Linked DNA regions of Homo sapiens: region 1 is linked to region 2. A link is a contact called in ENCODE Hi-C or POLR2A ChIA-PET data. All regions are on one chromosome and are shown on one strand. The core of a region is the stretch at or near the end of the contact, and the rest is flanking DNA. Distances in the headings are between cores, read along the strand shown.

The links. Hi-C counts contacts between places; a loop is a spot of excess contacts on that map. ChIA-PET counts read pairs that join two places held with the same protein, here RNA polymerase II (POLR2A). Pooled maps may share reads with other maps.
Region 1: a map of OCI-LY7 shows a loop between it and region 2 (9-fold over the local background). The contact joins the promoter of FRMPD3 here to the promoter of PRPS1 in region 2. A Hi-C loop is called at or near these places in 3 of 168 maps with a recorded cell type or tissue (CD8-positive, alpha-beta T cell, OCI-LY7 and natural killer cell), 3 of 37 single-sample maps with no recorded cell type and 13 of 50 pooled maps. POLR2A ChIA-PET finds 5 or more read pairs at or near these places in 7 of 52 experiments (HEK293, HEK293T, K562 and 3 more).

The regions. Positions count from the first base shown.
Region 1 is chrX:107,447,572-107,451,655 of GRCh38, forward strand. It overlaps FRMPD3 (FERM and PDZ domain containing 3), which reads left to right and starts at 2,081. Exons shown (of 15, transcript NM_001388459.1): 1 at 2,081-2,434. RefSeq lists enhancers at 953-1,453, 3,288-4,084.
Region 2 is chrX:107,626,515-107,630,728 of GRCh38, forward strand. PRPS1 (phosphoribosyl pyrophosphate synthetase 1) reads left to right here and starts at 1,996. Exons shown (of 7, transcript NM_002764.4): 1 at 1,996-2,236. The coding sequence starts at 2,115. RefSeq lists a silencer at 1,834-1,883.

The sequences.
Region 1 (4,084 bases), core at 831-3,330, 180 kb before region 2:
AATAACTGATACAAACCAATTTGTTGGGACCTGTGTTATTAATATTAATAAAGACTGAACTAGGTGAGGCTCAGGAGACCCTGGAGGGGATCCCACCTCCTGAGACACCACCCCAAGAAAATCTGCCAGGGACAGTCTGGCTGGAAATATTATTATTCATACTGGACAGCTGGTTCCTGGCTCCCTCTCCAGTCCCTGGAGATGGGAGGCCAATTCTTCCCTGTTTCTCTTCATCTCTTTCCTTCAGAAGGATTAGAAATAAAGTCTGAGTCACTTTTCTGGCTAGCCTTTTTTTTTTTTTTTTGCACTAGCTCAGTGTGTCTGTGGCCCCACATGTGACTGACTCCATGTGTGTCCCTTTGTGTGTGCTGTGTTCCTCAGAGCATCTTCTCAGGTTGGGCTCTGCCTGTGCATTTGCAGGGAATGTTGTGTGTTTCTCTCCCTGCATGTCTTCACTTTCACTTGTCATCCGCTTTTAATAATTCCATCAGCTTGGTTTACCAGCTTAGGCTACTCCCATCCAGATGCAGGGAATTTCCATCCTTTTTTCAAGGTGGGAAGTGCCAGGAAGAAAGCAAAAGTGTGCTCAGTGGACCGATGGCCAAATCTGCTAGTCAGCTACTCCACTGCTGAGCCCAGCTGTGGGAAGCCACGGAGCCCTGTGCCCGGAGCTCTCCTCTGTATCCTGGAAATTCCGTGCAGCCTAGGAGAACAGCCCTTGTCCCACAATTGCCCCTCAGTAGCCCTCCGGCCTCTTCTGAAGCTTTAACCAAGTGCTTGAAAAGAACCGAAAGTGAGGAAATATTCCAACTAGAATGGATCCCTTTGTGCCAACAGCCTCCTTTAGAGTTCAGGAACACAGAGGAAATCGAGGAGGGCTGACTTTTCACCTTAGAACTCACAAGGCCCAAATGTGCCAATGTTTAACTGTCTCTCCGAGGTGCTTCTGACACCCGGAAATTCACCATGTATTTGGCATCACCAGGAGCTCCTCAACTCCACTGCTTCCTCCTGCTTCTCTCTTCCCTGGCCTTAACTTCACCACCCAGACCCACTGTCCAGCTTCCCAGTCTCTCTGGGTCCCCACTGAGGCTGCCCTTTTTGGGGAAGGAAGAGTGGCCTTTTTTCTTGGCCCTCAAAACTCCTCTGAAGGGGTCTGGAGCCCGCTGGGAGACCAAGAGCTTCTCTTGAATCTCGGCTGCTGCATGTTTAGTATTCACAGCATGTCTCTAAAAAACGTCCTGAGATCATTCATCAGGCACTGTGCTGTGTGCCTAGCTGCTCTCCTTCCGGGTGTGTGTGTGTGGCCAGGACCCTCCCTCCATCTGCTGGTGAACACACATGCACACACACCTTAACCTTTTTCCCTTTTCACCAAACCAATCGCATTTTCTAAGCAGACCTTTGCCAGCTGGCAGATCGCTCCCTTACTGAGGTGGGCTCCTGGCGTTGGGCCTGGGCTCGAAGCCGCTCACACTCCAGTGCTGGGGAGAGGCGCTGAGAGCAGGAGCCCGAGCCGAAACTCAAGGTGCGTGTGGATGTTTGCGATGGTGACCAGGAGGGGAGCTGCAGGGAGGGCATCCCCAGCAGAAGGCGAGCAAACAAGGGGCGAGAAGCAAGGTCAGGGGCCAGGGAACGGAGTCTCCGAAGCAAGCGTTCCTGCTGCCCCTTCTCCGCAGTTCACTCCCCGCCCCCCTTTCCCGGGTTCACTTTGGAAATTGGCTTGCCCTCTCGGCAGCCAGCAGTTCCCGGCAGAGTCCGGCCGTAACGGTCAGATTCAAGAAGTGAGGCAGCGCCAGGCTGGGTGGCTGGGTTGCTGGGTTGTTCTTGGGAGATTCTTTCCCCAATTGTCAATTTTTTGCTTATTTTTAGTAGTGACCCGAGCCAGGAACTGCGCCTTTAAGCCGCTTTCCCATTCGGGGAAATCGACGCCAGCACTCGAGGGTCGGGAGGCGCCGGAGAGGCCCCTCATTCTGCACTCCCCTCTTTCCTCCCCCTCCCCCTCCCCCCGCCCCTTCTCCCCTCCCCTCCTCGGCCGTCCGGCCGCCTCGCCGCCATCCGTCACCTCGCAGCCTGCCGCACTCCTGGAGCGAGAGAGCGACGAGCGAGCCACGGCGATGGTGCCGCCCGCGGCGCAGCCATGAAGCCCGCCCGAGGAGCCCGCGCGCGCTCCTGCCATCCTGCCCGCAGCCCGCCGCCTGCGCGCCAGCTCCCCGCGTCCCGGGCCAGCTGCTGCCGCCCTGCCAACCTCTGCCCGCCCCGCCGCCCGGCGCCACTGAGCCCCAAGCCCATGCCGGGCTCGGGGGCACGGGTGCCCTAGTCCCGCTGCCGCCGCCGCCGCCGCCGCCGCTGCGCCGCCGCTGCCGCGCCGCTGAGGAGGCGGAGGAGGAGGAGGAGGAGGAGGAAGAGGAGGAGGAAGAGGAGGGGGAGGAAGGTAAGAGGCGCGCTGCCTTCAGGGGGGCGCGCCCGCTGTCTCAGCCCAACCGGGGGTGGGTCGCGGCGGGAGCGTTCCGCCCCGGGCCGGCTGGGGGGCGACTGGCGCTTGGGCGCCCCCGGGAGCCGGGGGCAGGGCGGGGGGCGCCGAACGTCTGGCCGCCCGGAGTTTGGGCGGGCGGGGTAACGGCCCGTTGCGTGCCCACTGCCCCGGCGAGTCTCTGGCTTGGCGGGCTCGTTTGGCCTCCGCGGGTGCGGGGTGAGGAGTCGAGCGCAGGGGAGTGCAGCGCGTTCATTATGGAGCCTTTGTGTGCGCGCCTGGGCTGTGGGCACAGTTGGGAGAGCTGGCGAGACGCGGGGCCTGGCTGCTAGGAGGTGGCCACTTAGCCGGGGTGCCCGGCGAAGCCCGAGCCCAGGGGCTGCCAGAAACAGCTGTCTGAAGCATGTGCGTGGTTCCCGGGGCCATGTTCACAAGCGGACACGGAGGCGCACACACACGCACACACAGCCGCACAACATACCCGGCGCTCAGCCACACAGTCAGCCCCATGCAAAGACCACACACACACACACACACACACACACACACACACACACAGAGAGAGAGAGAGAGAGCGCGAGCTACACTTGCCCCCTCCCACCAAGATGCTAATAAAGCTCAAACACATATACAGATACATGCACCTCCCCCTAGCGCTGCTAAAACATGCACACACAAACACACTCCTCTACTCCCCAGCCTAGTGCTTTGGAGGTTGGAGAGTGTGTGTGTGTATGTGAGTGTGTGTGTGTTTTCTCAGAGTGGTCTTGAGAAACTACATGACAACTGCACATTACTGCAGATCCAGTACCTGCTGCTTCCCCCCAATACACACCCAGCAACCCCCCGTCACACGCAGCTACTGTAGACACCTCCACCAGAGCCCTTAAGAACCCCATTCTGGCAAAAAGCGTGCCCAACTCTGGTAGTCATACCCTCCACGCTCGAGCTGTTGGGTTTCCTGCACACACACACCACAGCCCCATACACACACACTGAAACCACTGCAGGGGCAAATGTTTGACACCTTCCCCCAGAAGCAGGTGGCACCTCCACCCTTGCAGCTGCAACTAAAGAGCCCCAGATGACAGCAAACGCCGAATTCTGCTAGACCTGCCCCTCCCCTTGGCATCTTGGTCCAGGTGCAAAACCCTGGAGTCCACCGGGTGGTCTTAGCATCCTGCAGCTCTTACGGAGGGCGGGGCAGTCTCTGGACTCCTGCCTTCGGAGGAACTGCTATAAGCGCAAGGCTCCCTTGGGGGCGCCCTTCTCGAAGTGGAGGGTGGGGGATTCTATGCTGACTCAGAGCGAAGCACCAAGTGAGTTTTCCCAGCTGGAGACCGGGGTAAATGGCGAACTCCACCTGGGCCTAGAGGACCCGGGATAGTGTGCCAGTTCAGCCACAGAGGCCCTCAGCTTGGAGGCCCTGCCCCTCCCTCGCCTTCCTTGCCCATGAAGCTCACTGCAGGAGAAGCAGGGGGAACCCAGCTGCCAGCTTCTTGGGAGCTAAGAGAGGCTTTTCGGGAAGCCTTTGCTGTTTCCGCTGAGCAAAGAGATCTTGCTCTACCCGGGGAGACCTCAACAAGACTTGGCCGTGCCCAAGCAAACATG
Region 2 (4,214 bases), core at 746-3,245:
CCACGTTGCCCAGGCTGGTCTTGAACTCCTGAGCTCAAGTGATCCGCCCACCTCGGCCACCCTGAGTGCTGGGATTACAGGCGTGAGCTACCGTGCCTGGCCGGCCTCCAATCACTCTTATCTCATTGACCTCACTTTCCTCCTTTTCTCTTATAGATACATTCCACCTCCACCACACAACACTCGTCCCGCATTGGTATTCCTCAAACAAGCGAGATACATCTGCCTTAGGGTATTTGCCCTTTCTGTTCTCTTTGCTTATCGAGATATCAACATGGCTCATTTTTTTGTTTTTTTTTTCCTCCTTCAGGTCTTTGCCCAAATGTTACCTTCCAAGACAGGTCTTCTCTGACCACCCTACTTAAAATTGTACTCCTCTCCTCTACACTCTGGCACATTATCCCACTTTCCTTGCCTGATTTTTTTTTCCACAACACTTATTGCCATTTGACATACTATGCATTTTGCTTATTTACATGTTTATTGTTTGAGAATGTAAACTCCATGACAGCAGGGTATTTTTAATTGTTTACTAATGTATTCTTGTGCCAATACACAGGGCCTAGCACATAAAGAATGTTCACTAAATATTTATTGAATGAACGAATCCCTTGGGGCAAATACTTTGTAGTCCCCTCAACGCCTTGCACACTGCCTTGCATGCAATAGAACACTCAGTAAATATTTGATGAATGGCCTATGATGGAAGACTACTAATATTCTGCCTTGCAGTTTACTTCCTTCTCCAAGTATTCCTATATACATGGGCCTACATTAAATTTCTGAGCTTGTAAAAGTGCAAAAAAGGTCAGAAGGAGAAGTCCTCCATGGACACTGCTGAAAATAGCAGTAAGACAAAGACAGGATGCTGCTTTGAGTATTTTCTGCCTTTGCCACTTAGATAAATCCCTCTCCCACCTCCATCTCAGTTTTATCATATGTAAAACGACTATATGATCTCTGAGGTCCCTTCTATTTTTACATTTGGTAGTTATGAGCACTATGGTCACTTTTGATTCCAGAATTGTATGATTTTTATCTTCTCCTAACCCATGCTTAAAATATGCTTAATGGAAACATGGTGCAAGAATAAAGGCTCACTTAGGTCCAATTAACAAGTATCGCTATAAAAATAATAAAACATGGTGTAAAAGGCCACATTAGCAACATGTAGCTGATGACATTGAGGCTTACATGAGGCAGACAGGACTAAAACCCAGGTTTTTTCAAATCCCTTCAGGGCTCTTTATCTGAAGTCCCATAGAACACTATACTTTCTTTCCTTTCCGAGGGCTATAAAAGTTAGATCTTTATTGTCCAGATAGTTTGGAAAATCCATCTTCCTTCACTTGTTTCAACATACTTGGTTCCAGCACTAGAAACAAAACAACTTTCTCTTGCAGTGTCTCTTGGATGATTCAGGTGGCATGCCTTCAGTCACTTCCCCCATGTAAACTGTCTTGCAGGCAAAGGCGACACTGCAATTACAATGGGCAAGCAAACTCCTTGCATGCACGTCTGTGATGTAAAAGTGTTTTAATTCAGCCCCATCCTTATAAAGAGATAAAAAATGTGTTCAGAAACATGCAAACTCGTGGCTGTCATCCTGATAAACAGATTTTCTTAAAGGAAACTGTAAACCAGAGCCAGACTTACTTTCCTGCGCTGAGGGAGGGGAAATAAAAAAGCAGGCATGGTTGATTTCCCGCTAGCGGGAACGATCTGGCCTCAGACGTCACCAGCATCCCTCCACCCCCAGTCCAACGTCTCCTGTCCCCAACAGCCTAGCTACAGGGGGCCGGGCTATGGGTTAGTCTCGCCCCCGTTCATGCTCTTCACCCAATACCTGAGAGAATCGGAAGGAGGCAGAGCTACACCGAGGACCAAACCCCGCCCTTCGCTCCCTCTTAGCTAATCGTTGCCAGCGGGGTGTGGACTTCGCCGCTGACCCCACCTCCGCCGCTTTGGGTAATTTAGAGCCGCGCGCCGGGCGGGAATGTAAGATGGCGGAGTAGCAACGCAAAGCGCTTGGTATTGAGTCTGTGGCCGACTTCGGTTCCGGTCTCTGCAGCAGCCGTGATCGCTTAGTGGAGTGCTTAGGGTAGTTGGCCAGGATGCCGAATATCAAAATCTTCAGCGGCAGCTCCCACCAGGACTTATCTCAGAAAATTGCTGACCGCCTGGGCCTGGAGCTAGGCAAGGTGGTGACTAAGAAATTCAGCAACCAGGAGACCTGGTAAGGACCAAGTTGGGACCCTGACTAGACCTCACCTGCCCAGGCGGCAGAGTATAGGAGGGATGGGGTCGCCGCTTGAGCTCAAACAGACTGGGGGTTGGGGGGAGAGGGTGCAGCTCTGTGACTAGCCTACCCCACGGGCTGTTTCCGTTATTTTACCTCTCGCGGGAGGGTCACGTTCATTCTTACCGTGCGGTGGGGTGGAGTCAAAAGATGGAGTGTGAGGCGAAGCTTCTGCGTTTGAGGGCAAGGGCTGGGGGACCCAATAGATAGTGGCTGCATAGAGCGACGAGAGGGGACCGACGCTTAGCCAGGGCGGTAGGGACACGTGGCTTGGCTTTGCTGTTGAGCCACCCAGGCTGGACTGGGTTGCTTCAGCTCTTAGACTAGCTTGCATTTAGAGAGCCTACCTGCGTACTGAGCTCTCCTGGTCTTTCTTTTCCTAGAGTCCAATAAGCAGCTTTTTGATTCGAAATGGTGTTGGTCCGTTCGGCTTGGTGTTGAGGGAAACTGACATTATATACTGCAGGCGCCAAAATTATTACGACTTCCCTTAGATCAGCAAGCGTTGGCTTTTCTCATCTTATGAATCATCTACCTGAGTAATTGGAGCCATAAATCTAGTTGATTTGTTAAAGTGATGCGTTGACTCTGCATCCTTGATAGCCAGCATCTCAGCTTGAGCCATCCAAAAAATCTTGGAAATCTCAATTCTGGAATGTTTGACCTTCCCCAGTGCAGCTAGTGGTACAGATAATGCAAAAGCGTATTTTTCAGTAACCGAGTCCATCCTGGACTTGGCTCCTTCTTTAAGCTCTGTGTAGGGAATTTAGGAAACAATTTTATACCTGAATGTTAAAGATAATTGAGGACAGGCAATGTAGTGGAAGACTAGGATTGGACAGTGCATTGCAACTTGCGTTTTTTCCATTGCCTTGCCAGTAAAACTTGCTTCCTCGACTCCGACTTACACCCTCTACCGGCACCATGGGACTGTTTTAGAGATGACTTGGTTACCTGATTATTTCAGTGCCCCTTCCACCTAAGTGTGGGATCTTTAGTTTCTGATAGGTGTAATTTGTATTTTATTGTTACCCTATCGATTAAATCAGAGCCCTGCCCACAATCTTACAGATTTGTTAAGGGGAAAGTTTTCACCTAATAATCAGATAAGAATATTTCGAATATTTTTTCCTAAATGTTTTTGCTTACTTTTTTGCTTTCTTTGGACTGATTTCCAAGTTTAACTCGCCTTATCTCTTTTAGACCCAGCTGATAAAGTAATGTCACCGATAATGGACAGCTTCTTCCCGAATTATTGTGCTACTGATTGTGATGCAAATGATAGTGTAAACATTGCCATCTGTAACCAGGCAATACCTTAGTTAAAAGAGGCTTACAAACTGCTGTCTTTAGATTTTTCCAAACCATTATGGCTCATGGGCCTTAATAAAGAATACAAAACAGGACTAGACTTTGTGATTGGCAATATAGTTAGGGGACAAGAATGTTTTTCATTTAGAGGTTTTCTTTGGCCCCTGTGGATATTTAATCCTTTTCCTATGCGTCTAGGAAAAATGTGAAGGCATGAAAGCTTTATTTTCTCCTTGTGTTAATCCTTCTGCCCTCTGCATAATGCAGCACCCCAGAACCTGAGGCTATATTGGGAGAGGAGAGGGGGAGGACAACTTAGTTTTCTACTGATTGATTTCTATTAAGTCCAACATGGATAATTGCTGACTGGTTAGATTTTCTTGTTTCTGGCTTAATCATTAGCTTCTTGTTTCCTAGATATTCTGAAATCTTCATTGAACATAATCACATTTTTTTTTATGGAGTTCCCCCTATCTTTGTTTTTCCTATACTGAAGAAATGGTAACTGCTCCCTATAACTGCTCCCCCAGGTGACTCTTGGTTGATGCTCTCTTGAGCAGAGTAGCTTTTCTTCTAACATAAGGATCATCCTTGGCTGTCTGGT